Regions from separate parts of the Homo sapiens genome. Here region 1 is linked to region 2. A link is a loop called in an ENCODE intact Hi-C map of the cell type or tissue named here. Cell type or tissue: ascending aorta. All regions are shown on one strand. Links, peaks and the distances in the headings refer to the core of each region. The heading gives the core; the rest is flanking DNA. Region 1 overlaps LINC00858 (long intergenic non-protein coding RNA 858). Region 2 overlaps CCSER2 (coiled-coil serine rich protein 2).

Evidence for each region. Peaks named below come from ENCODE experiments on the same cell type or tissue, not always from the same donor. Only the 100,000 strongest peaks of a DNase experiment are listed, where the experiment ranks them.
Region 1: a loop joins it to region 2, with 3 times the contacts of the local background. A loop is called at or near these places in 5 of 110 quality-filtered maps.

Annotation. Positions count from the first base shown.
Region 1 is chr10:84,293,709-84,299,084 of GRCh38, forward strand. It overlaps LINC00858 (long intergenic non-protein coding RNA 858), which reads left to right. Exons shown (of 6, transcript NR_038220.1): 6 at 1-951. Among named protein-coding and RNA genes, the nearest start is that of LINC00858, 16 kb to the left of the region's middle. RefSeq lists enhancers at 1,186-1,425, 4,167-4,667. In ascending aorta, for the core only: no CTCF peak of the experiment used is centred there; a DNase peak (open chromatin) is centred at 3,053; H3K27ac peaks cover 3,123 bases.
Region 2 is chr10:84,344,396-84,349,771 of GRCh38, forward strand. The region is part of intron 1 of CCSER2 (coiled-coil serine rich protein 2); the gene reads left to right. Among named protein-coding and RNA genes, the nearest start is that of CCSER2, 18 kb to the left of the region's middle. In ascending aorta, for the core only: no CTCF peak of the experiment used is centred there; no DNase peak of the experiment used is centred there; H3K27ac peaks cover 1,697 bases.

The sequences.
Region 1 (5,376 bases), core at 115-5,114, 51 kb before region 2:
TCAGGAAGATGACAGTGCAATCTGTTTAATGTGCCAGTTGTCTCTGTGAGTCCCTCATCCGGATGAGCACTTGTCACACCCCTGCAGAGCCCCAGCTGGTTCTTAGAGAGGTGCTCCAGCTCTGTGATTACCTAATCTGGCTTCCCAATCTATCCCACAATGTGTCATTGCTGAGGTCCCTGTGGGTCTTGCAGATAAACTTGCTACAGTCATCCTACACAAAAAAGAAGCTCGTTATCATGAAACCGGCCTGCTTTTTAGCTCCTGGGCCCTAACTCACCCCAGATTGCTGCCAGCTCTTTTGTTTTCCCACTTAGACCAAAGGGATTGAGAAGCTTTCCCATTCCTTGGAGCTGCCACCCTCCATTCTAAGGCAGTCTCCCCCTTCACCCTGCTTGCTGCACCCCAGATGCTGCAAGGCCCATGTGCTGTTTTTGACTTCAGTACTTCAGATTGCTGTGGGAACACAGGAGGCAGCAGCCAGATGAGAAATTGAGTCTGACTCTGGAGTATTATAAAGTCCTTATAGTTACTGGCATTAGGTATAGGGTCTGTATTATTAAAGAGAAATTATTCACCAAACACTTGTTAAAAATGGCAAGACAGTTTATTTAAGAGCATTGCAATAGGTAAGTGCTATGGTCTCAATGTTTGTGTCTCCCTCAAATTCATAAGTTGAAACTTCACTTCCAAGATGAAGGAATTAGGAGGTGGGCACTTTAAGGGATGATTATGTCATAGGCCAGAGCCCTCATGAACGAGATCAGTGCCCTTCTAAAAGAGGCATTGGGAGAGACCCCTCACCTTTTCCATCATATGAGGACACAGCCAGGAAGCATCATCCACGAACCAGAAAATTGGCCCTTACCAGACACTGAATCTGCTGATGTCCTGACCATGGACTTCTGAGCCTTCTGAACTGTGAGAGATAAATTTCTGTTGTTTATAAGCCTTCTGGTTGATGATATTTTGTTATAGCAGCCCAAACAGAAGGGGACAGGGAGAGAGATGGAACTCAACTTCAAATACAAACAGGGACAAGTGGGGCTTTAGAGCCAGTGGGCCCAGTGAGGCAGAGGACAGAGAATTACTATGGGGAACTTGGGATAGGGGAGAGAGACCTGATTAGATATCAAGGGCAGGGGGGATTCCCAATAAACTGCCTCAGCAGAATTTTTGCTAAAACTGGGCTCAGCAGGCCATGGAGGAGGCCTAGTTGAGAAGAGGGCTCAGAGTGTGGTCAATGAGAGAGGCTTTGTCAGTTTCAGTCAGGGTTCTTCAGAGAAACAGAAACAATAAGAAAGAGAAAGATTGAGATTTATTTTAAGGGATTGAGTCATGCAATTGTGGATGCTGGCAAGTCTGAAATCTAGGGCAGGCCCTTTGGATAGAAATTCAGACAAGAGTTGAAATTGTAATCTTGGGCCCAAAGTCTGCAGGGCAGACCAGTGGGCTGGAAATCTAGACAGGATTTCTATGTCAGTTTTGAGGCAGAATGCCTTCTTCCCCTGACACCTCAGCTTTTGCTCCTAAGGCCTTCATCTGATTGGATGAGGCCCACCCACATCATGGAGGGTAATCTGCTTTACTTAAAGTCTGCCAATTGTAAATGTTAATCACATCTACAAAATGCCTTCCTAACAACATCCAGACTAGTTGACCAAACAACTGGCCCCAATCGCCTAGCCAAGTTGACAAGAAAAATTAGCCTTCACAGGGTCTGAAGAGAGTATGTGGACACCTAGACAGGTATGTTCAGTCCATCTTTGCTTCCAAGGGATGCTCACAAGTCTCCCCAGTTGATCCTATTTTTTAGGGAAGACAATGCAGAGGATCCTCCCCCACCCCCATCACCCCTTTCCATAACCTAGAGATAAAAATGAAGTAAGAAAGATTTGTTCCTGGGCCGGGTGTGGTGGCTCATACCTGTAATCCTAGAACTTTGGGAGGCCAAGGTGGGTGGATCACCAGCTCAGAAGTTCGAGACCAGCCTGGCCAACATGGCAAACCCCCATCTCTACTAATAATACAAAAATTAGCCAGGTGTGGTGGCGGGCAACTCTAATCCCAGCTACTCAGGAGGCTGAGGCAGGAGAATCGCTTGAACCTGGGAGGCGGGGGTTGCAGTGAGCCAAGATTGTGTCTCTGCACTCCAGCCTGGGCAACAAGAGCAACAAAAAACAAAAAACAAAAAAATTAAAACAAACAAACAAAAAAAGAGATTTGTTCCTGTACCTCAAGTGGACAACTGATGTCCAGAGACCCACTGGACTGAGAACATCCACCTTCCTCAGTTTCTGACTGCCGAGCAATGATGACTGGGGACATTTCATGCAGGTACATCACCGAGGAGTGAAGAAAGTAGTCACCTGAACCAAATAGTAAGGTCTCTGTCCCAGAGAGCCTGGGGGTTTGGCAAAAATGCTGTGAACACCCATATGGGCATTGCATTGTTAATCTGTACATGTGAACAAGAAAGGATTAGCCCCCAGACCTCATACTCAAGGATGATTGTAGTGGAAAGTCCCACTTCCCATTGTGCTTCTGCTTCCTGATGCTCAAGAATAAGCTTTAGGCTTGACCAAGTGGGGGTGGGAGGAAACACAAACAGAAACTGCCACTACCCTCCCCACAAGTAGAAAAATTTAAGCGTGTCTTGTTCTCTAATGAAGTTTTGTAACAGTAGCCTACATGGTGAAAACAAAGTCGAAGCCGCCTCCAGCGTGCTTAAAACCAGGTTTAAGCTGCTGGCTGCTACTGTTGCTTCACCAAGCACCTTAGTTCCAGGGAATGGGCTTCATCTCTGTTTCACAGAGAAGTCCCCTTTGCCAAAGAATGTGGGTGGCCTACAGAGAAGCAGGGCAGTGAATATACTTTCCCTGCCTTCTGTGATGCATTTTCTTCGTGCAGCTCTAAAGCAAGATTGTTTGTTGTTATAATGACGGCCTTTCCGTCTTTACTTACAACATCCTGTTCTCCCAGGACATTAAAGGCTGGGCTGAGAGACAAAGCTGAGGGACGCCTAGTCTGGCTGCCTCCCTGGTGCCAACCAAGTTCCTGACTGGATCAGGCTCAACCTACAGGAATTCCTCCCCCGTCATTCACTCACTAATGTGTTTTAAAAACATATTTTGAGTGCCTACTGCTGGTGCTAGGGAAACAGCTGTGACTAACCATCTCTGACATTCTGGGGTGCCCATCCTCACAAAGGAGGCCTCTGCTCCCAGCACACCAGTGGCAGATGTGTCCACATAGATCCGACTCCAGTTCAAACTCAAAATGACCTCTTTTACTCCTGCTATGTTATATATATTTAAATAGTTTTAAACATTTGTTAAATAGCATTTCATGGGGATATAGTTTCTCTTTCTCTCTTTCTTTTCTTTTCTTTTTTTTTTTTTTTCAGTCTCCCTCTGTCGCCCAGGCTGAAATGCAGTGGCTCAATCTCCTCCACCTCCTGTGTTCAAACGATTCTCCTGCCTCAGCCTGCCGAGTAGCTGGGACTACAGGCATGCACCACCATGCCTGGCTAATTTTTTTGTATTTTTAGTAGAGATGAGTTTTCACCACATTGGCCAGTCTGGTCTTGAACTCCTGACCTCAAGTGATCTGCCCGCCTTTGCCTCCCAAAGTGCTGAAATTACAGGTGTGAGCCATGGTGCCTGGCCAGATGGTGAACATAGTTTCAAAAATTAGATATAGTTTCTGCAATTAGAAAAATGCAGAAAGTGGGCCAAACGCAGTGGCTCATGCCTGTAATCCCAGCACTTTGGGAGGCCAAGGTGATCAAATCACTTTAGGCCAGGAGTTCAAGACCAGCCTCGCTAAAATGGCAAAACCCCATCTCTACTAAAAATACAAAAACTAGCTGGACTTAGTGGTGCATGCCTATAATTCCAGCTACTTGGGTGGCTGAGGCAGGAGAATTGCTTGAACCCAGGTGACAGAGATTGCAATTAGCCAAGATCGTGTCACTGCACTCCAGCCTGGGTGACAGAACAAGACTCTGTCTAAAAAGGAAAGAAAGAAAGAAAGAAAGAAAGAAAGAAAGAAAGAAAGAAAGAAAGAAAGAAAGAAAGAAAGAAAGAAAGGAAGGAAGGAAGGAAGGAAGGAAGGAAGGAAGGAAGGAAGGCAAGCAGGCAGGCAGGCAGGCAAGGGAAGGGAAGGGAAGGGAAGGGAAGGGAAGGGAGGGAAGGAAAGGAAGGGAGGGAAGGAAGGAAAGAGAGAAAGGGAAAAAAGAAAATAACCAAAACGAATAAAAAAAGAAAGAAAAATGCAGAAAAGTATGAAAAAGAAAAAGTATCACTTCTACATTCATATCCAGAGATAACAACGGCTAAAATACCGGTATATTTTCTTCCAGCCTGTTTTCCACCAATATATGTAAAATACGAAACATGTAACACATCCTTGGCTATTATCTCCCTTTCCTTCAGAAGGACTTGGGAGAACAAAGACTCTTGGCTAAAAACTAAATGAAGGTCTTTTTGGAAAGGCCATTTCACAGCCCCTCTCAGGGTAACCAAGGGAGCCTCCTTTGAAGCATAATGTGGCTTTTTTATTTTTCAGGCTGGCCCCAAAAGGCAGGAAGCAAGCCAAACAGGACACAGGCGCAGCATAACAATGTGGTGTACTGACTCCCAGGAAAAAGGGAGGCGTGCTCCTAATTATGAGGATGTTAAGGAAAGGGCTCCTTCCTCATTGTGGGTTTGGGCATGGTCCCTGACAGTTGGTACTAGTGTTTGTCCTTGGGAGATGTGGGTGGCGATGCTTGATGTAACAGGTGCATAATTTAAGGAGGCAGAAGAGCCCAAGGGTCACACTGGGAGGGAAGTTGACAAGAAAAGCTGACCCAGTGGTAGTGTCAACCTGGACCCCTGGTATCTGAGCACCGAAGTCCCTCCCATCCCAGGATGCACAGGGAACGTCTTCAATGGGGGGCTTCCTGACCATCTGCTGAAGCCTGGGGACTGCTCAGGATGAAAGAATCAGACTAAGGGAAGACACTGGAGTCATAGAAAGGGATGGGAGTGGGGCAGGAGATCCTGTTGTTCAGACGGGGGGCTTCTGTTGCCCAAAACGGAATGGAGGTTTAAAGAACGATGCATCACCACAGCAAGGCTGGACCTGGGATGTGTCCTCAGTTACACCCTCTGTGAGGGGCCCATCAACCCATTGCCGTCCCTTTGTCTTGTTTGTTTGTTTGTTTTTCTTGAGACGGAGTCTCGCTCTGTTGCCAGGCTGGAGTGCAATGGCGCAATCTCTGCTCACTGCAACCTCTGCCTCCTGGGTTCAAGCGATTCTTGTGCCTCAGCCTCCCAAGTAGCTGGGATTACAGGCGTGTGCCACCACACCCAGCTAATTTTTATATTTTTA
Region 2 (5,376 bases), core at 82-5,081:
CTTTTTTAATGTTATCTTTTGAATATATGTTTCTTTATTGTTGATCTTTATTTACCTCTGATGAATTTAGGGGTTTATGAGGCTGGCATTAGATTGTCACATGGACATTACCTTGGAAAATCTATTTGAGTACTCTGTATTATAGCATTTTGAAGTTGATAGTGGGATGTATGTATCATTTTGGCTTATGTTATTCTGTCCAGAGGATTTTCCCTAGGGAAGGTGGGAAAGAAAGGAAGAATGCTTTGGAGAGAATTCCCACGGTGGACAAGTGGCATTTTGAGTCAAGGGAGTAGTGTGCACTTTGGTAAGGAGTCCTGAAAGAGCATCTTATGATTACAGATCTTGAGGTGGTTTGGTGTGGTTGGAAGGCAGGGTTTGTTGGTTAGTGGTGAGAGGGAGCAGCTGTAAAGGAATACCAAAGCCGCAATTCGAAGGCTTGGGTAATTTTAGCTGCACGCACTCACTAGCTATGTGTCTATATGTGATTTCCCTAAGTTTCAATTTCCTTAAATGTGCAAAATGAGAATAATAAAAATATCTACACTGTAGGATTGTGAGGTTTAAATTAGGTAACATTTGTACCTGGCACACAAGTACTTAATAAATATCAGCTGCTGTTTTTAGGTATTTGTACTTCAGAGAGTTATTGAAGGATTTTAAAATTGAAGAGTGATATGATCGGAATTAGAATTTTGAATACTAATCTCAGGAAAAGTGTAAAAAATGGATTGAAGGGGAAGAAACTGAAGGCGGAAAATTAAGTAGGCCTGTGCTAGAATACTAGCTAGTAAGATTCTAGATTAAGAAATGAGGAGAGGACAGGACGGGTTTGAGAACTATTGCAAATTATCACGTGCATTATATTCCATGAGTTGGGGAGATCTTAAGGGAACTAGGAGAATTGACAGCAAGAATATGGACAGGATACCTAGCTGAGTAAGAAACATTGTATTTTCCTCCTCTTAATACAACTCAGAAACATACTTTAAAAGCATTTAGTATTTTGACATTTGGTACTGGGACATTTTGAATGTTACCATCTAATCATTTTGGATAAAGATACATGTCTATTTACACAGTTTTGTTTTTGGAGTACTTTATGTACATTCTTGTTGAGTACTCTTCTATTTGGCAAGTTTCGTTGTGGCATTTGAAAAACTGCCCTTTCCCAGTAAAATGATTAGATTTTAATTTGTTTACTCAGTTGAATGTTCTTACCTTACATAATTTTACTTAGATTATTTTATAATAGAGAACAAAGGTCTAGATTATGACATGTTTTCTTGTCACTGAAGTGTTCCTTACGTTGTATTGACCAATTGAACTGTGGGTTAAATATAATGTACTTTAATTTTAAGGTGTGGTTGAGACTCAGGCCCAAGATATTTTACTTTTTATTAATCATATTTTATAAAATTATAATGATAATTATTGAAGTAAACAAGATTTTGGGATTGTGTATAAGGTCATAGGCATTTTCACTTGTTTGTCAGCAACCCCTAGAAGTTATGTCTCCTTTGCTATTGAATTAGAGTAAGACTTTCTACATACTGCTGTATCCAAGGGCAAAAAAAGTAATGTTTAGTAGAGCTGCAATCATAAGAAAGATTTTTCAGTGATATTTATTTCTTCACCCAATAGCTTTTATTAAGTGTCTTTTTATGTATTAGAATAATCTTTTTTGAGACGGAGTTTCACTCTTGTTGCCCAGGCTAGAGTGCAGTGGCGCAATCTCGGCTCACCGCAACCTCTGCCTCCCGGGTTCAAGCGATTCTTCTGCCTCAGCCTCCCGAGTAGCTGGGATTACAGGCATGCACCACCTCGCCTGGCTAATTTTGTACTTTTAGTAGAGACGGGGTTTCTCTATGTTGGTCAGGCTGGTCTTGAATTCCCGACCTCAGGTGATCCGCCTACCTTGGCCTCCCAAAGTGCTGGGATTACAGGCGTGAGCCACCGCACCCAGCCATGTATTAGAATAATCTTTAGGAATTAAAAAAAAAAAAACTAAATATTTTGTGCTGCTTGTCTTCAAGGAGGTCTCAGTCTAGTGGAGAAAGTAGAACACAGGAAAACATGATTTTAAAAATAAAATAGTGTAATAATTGCTATACCTAGGGATACCCAGCTAAACCATGGGCATATGTAGGAGGAACATCTAATCTGCAGATATCACATGATCATGCTAATTTGGTAGATTTATTGCTATATATTACATGAGAAGAGTAGATCCAGAACTGAAAGGAGTCTATCATCCAGCCATCTGTTACAGATCAGGACATAGTACATTTCAGAGAGCACATGCTACTTCATGGGAGATGGAAGATTGCAAGAAGCCTCTTGGCAATCCTCATTTCTTTTTTTTTATATATATATATATATTTATTTATTTATTTGTTTATTTTATTGATCATTCTTGGGTGTTTCTCGCAGAGGGGGATTTGGCAGGGTCATAGGACAATAGTGGAGGGAAGGTCAGCAGATAAACAAGTGAACAAAGGTCTCTGGTTTTCCTAGGCAGAGGACCCTGTGGCCTTCCGCAGTGTTTGTGTCCCTGGGTACTTGAGATTAGGGAGTGGTGATGACTCTTAGCGAGCATGCTGCCTTCAAGCATCTGTTTAACAAAGCACATCTTGCACCGCCCTTAATCCATTTAACCCTGAGTGGACACAGCACATGTTTCAGAGGGCACATGGTTGCGGGTAAGGTCATAGATCAACAGCATCCCAAGGCAGAATAATTTTTCTTAGTACAGAACAAAATGAAGTCTCCCATGTCTACTTCCTTCCACACAGACACAGCAACAATCTGATTTCTCTAACTTTTCCCCACCTTTCCCCCTTTTCTATTTGACAAAACCATCGTCATCATGGCCTGTTCTCAATGAGCTGTTGGGTACACCTCCTAGACGGGGTGGTGGCCAGGCACAGGGGCTCCTCACTTCCCAGAAGGGGCGGCCGGGCAGAGGTGCCCCCCCACCTCCCGGACGGGGCGGCTGGCCGGGGAGGGGGGGTGCTGACCCCCCACCTCCCTCCCGGACGGGTCGGCTGGCCGGGCGGGGGCTGACCCCCCACCTCCCTCCCGGACTGGGTGGCTGGCCGGGTGGGGGCTGACCCCCCACCTCCCTCCCGGACGGGGCGGCTGGCCGGGCGGGGGCTGCCTCCCACCTCCCTCGCGGACGGGGCGGCTGGCCTGGCGGGGGCTGACCCTCACCTCCCTCCCGGATGGGGTGGCTGCTGGGCGGAGACGCTCCTGACTTCCCAGACGGGCGGCTGCCGGGCGGAGGGGCTCCTCACTTCTCAGACGGGGCGGCTGCTGGGCGGAGGGGCTCCTCACTTCTCAGACGGGGCGGCTGCCGGGCGGAGGGGCTCCTTCTCAGACGGGGCGGCTGGACAGAGACGCTCCTCACCTCCCAGACGGGGTCGTGGCTGGGCAGAGGCGCTCCTCACATCCCAGACGGGGCGGCGGGGCAGAGGTGCTCCCCACATCTCAGATGATGGGTGGCCGGGCAGAGACGCTCCTCACTTCCTAGGTGGGATGGCGGCCGGGAAGAGGCACTCCTCACTTCCCAGACTGGGCAGCCGGGCAGAGGGGCTCCTTGTATCCCAAACGATGGGCGGCCAGGCAGAGACGCTCGTCACTTCCCAGATGGGGTGGCGGCCGGGCAGAGGCTGCAATCTCGGCACTTTGGGAGGCCAAGGCAGGCGGCTGGGAGGTGGAGGTTGTAGAGAGCCGAGATCACGCCACTGCACTCCAGCCTGGGCAACATTGAGCATTGAGTGAAGGAGACTCCGTCTGCAATCCCAGCACCTCGGGAGGCCGAGGCTGGCGGATCACTCGCGGTTAGGAGCTGGAGACCCGCCCGGCCAACACAGCGAAACCCCGTCTCCACCAAAAAATACGAAAACCAGTCAGGCGTGGCGGCACGCGCCTGCAATCGCAGGCACTCGGCAGGCTGAGGCAGGAGAATCAGGCAGGGAGGTTGCAGTGAGCAGAGATGGTGGCAGCACAGTCCAGCTTCGGCTCGGCATCAGAGGGAGACCGTGGAAAGAGAGGGAGAGGGAGACCATGGAAAGAGAGGGAGAGGGAGACCGTGGGGAGAGGAAGAGGGAGAGGGCAAGGGCGAGGGCGAGGGCGAGGGAGAATCCTCACTTCTTATGCCATTTATTTATATAGAGTATGTTGTGTATGTTCCTTGTCTCCCTGATGGGGCCACTACTCTGTGTAATGGATGAGACATGATGGAGTAGGTTGAGGAGGGAGATACATATGAGGTGAGTTTAAAGGAATTTGAATTATTTGGCATGAATAAGAGAAATCTGGGACTGTCTTAAAAAAAGTTTTGGGTTTTTTTGGTAATAATTTTATACTCAGAGAAATGTTGCAAGACCAAGATTAGTACAAAAAATATCTAAATACTCTTTATCCAGATTTACTTGTTAATGTTTTTTGCCATTTTCTTACCATTTGCTCTCTTTCATATATATGTATATATGAATAGGTATATATATGTTTATATGCATATTATGGCCCTTTATCTCCTAAATACTTCAACATGTATTTCCCAGTCATAGGGATTTAAAAAAAAATTGTACAGTATGGACTTCACTAAATTTAACATTGACGCAATAGTTTAATCTACCATTTGTATTCCAATTTTTTTTTCAATTGGCCCAGTCACCTTTATAGTATTTCTCCTTCCACAGACTGCTTTTTAAAGAGCAAAGAATGAGTCATGAGTAATTTTTAGTAGAAACTTTCTATTAAGGGCCTAAACACAATCATGGTGACTTAAAGTTGGATTCCTGTTTTGATCCACATCCATGCCTCCCACAAACCTTCCTGTCGCAGAAAATGACAGCACAATCCCATTAATTGTTCAAGCCAGAAACCTGAAGCTTATTTGGTTTCTCTTTTAACTTTATCCTTTGAGTTTAACCCATCACTGAGTCCTGTAGTTTCTCTCTCCCCTATATATCTTGAAACCCATCTATTGGCTGGGTGCAGTGGTTCACGCCTATAATCCCAGCACTTGGGGAGGCAGGAGGGTCACTTGAGCTCCGGAGTTCGAGACCAGCCTGGGCAACATACTGAGACCACACTCCCCCGCCCACCCCCGTCTACAAAAATTAAAAAGTTAGCTGGGTGTGGTGGCATGTGCCTGTAGTCCCAGCTACTAGGGAGGCTGAGATGAGAGGACTGCTTGAGCCCAGGAAGTCGAGGCTGCAGCGAACTATGATCACCCCACTGTACTCCAGAGTGGGACGACAGAGAGAGACCTTGTTTCAAAAAGAAAGAAAGAAACTTGTTTGTACCTTTCTATCCATCTACTTCAACCAGCCTAGTCTATCATTATTTCTCATCTGGACTCCTACC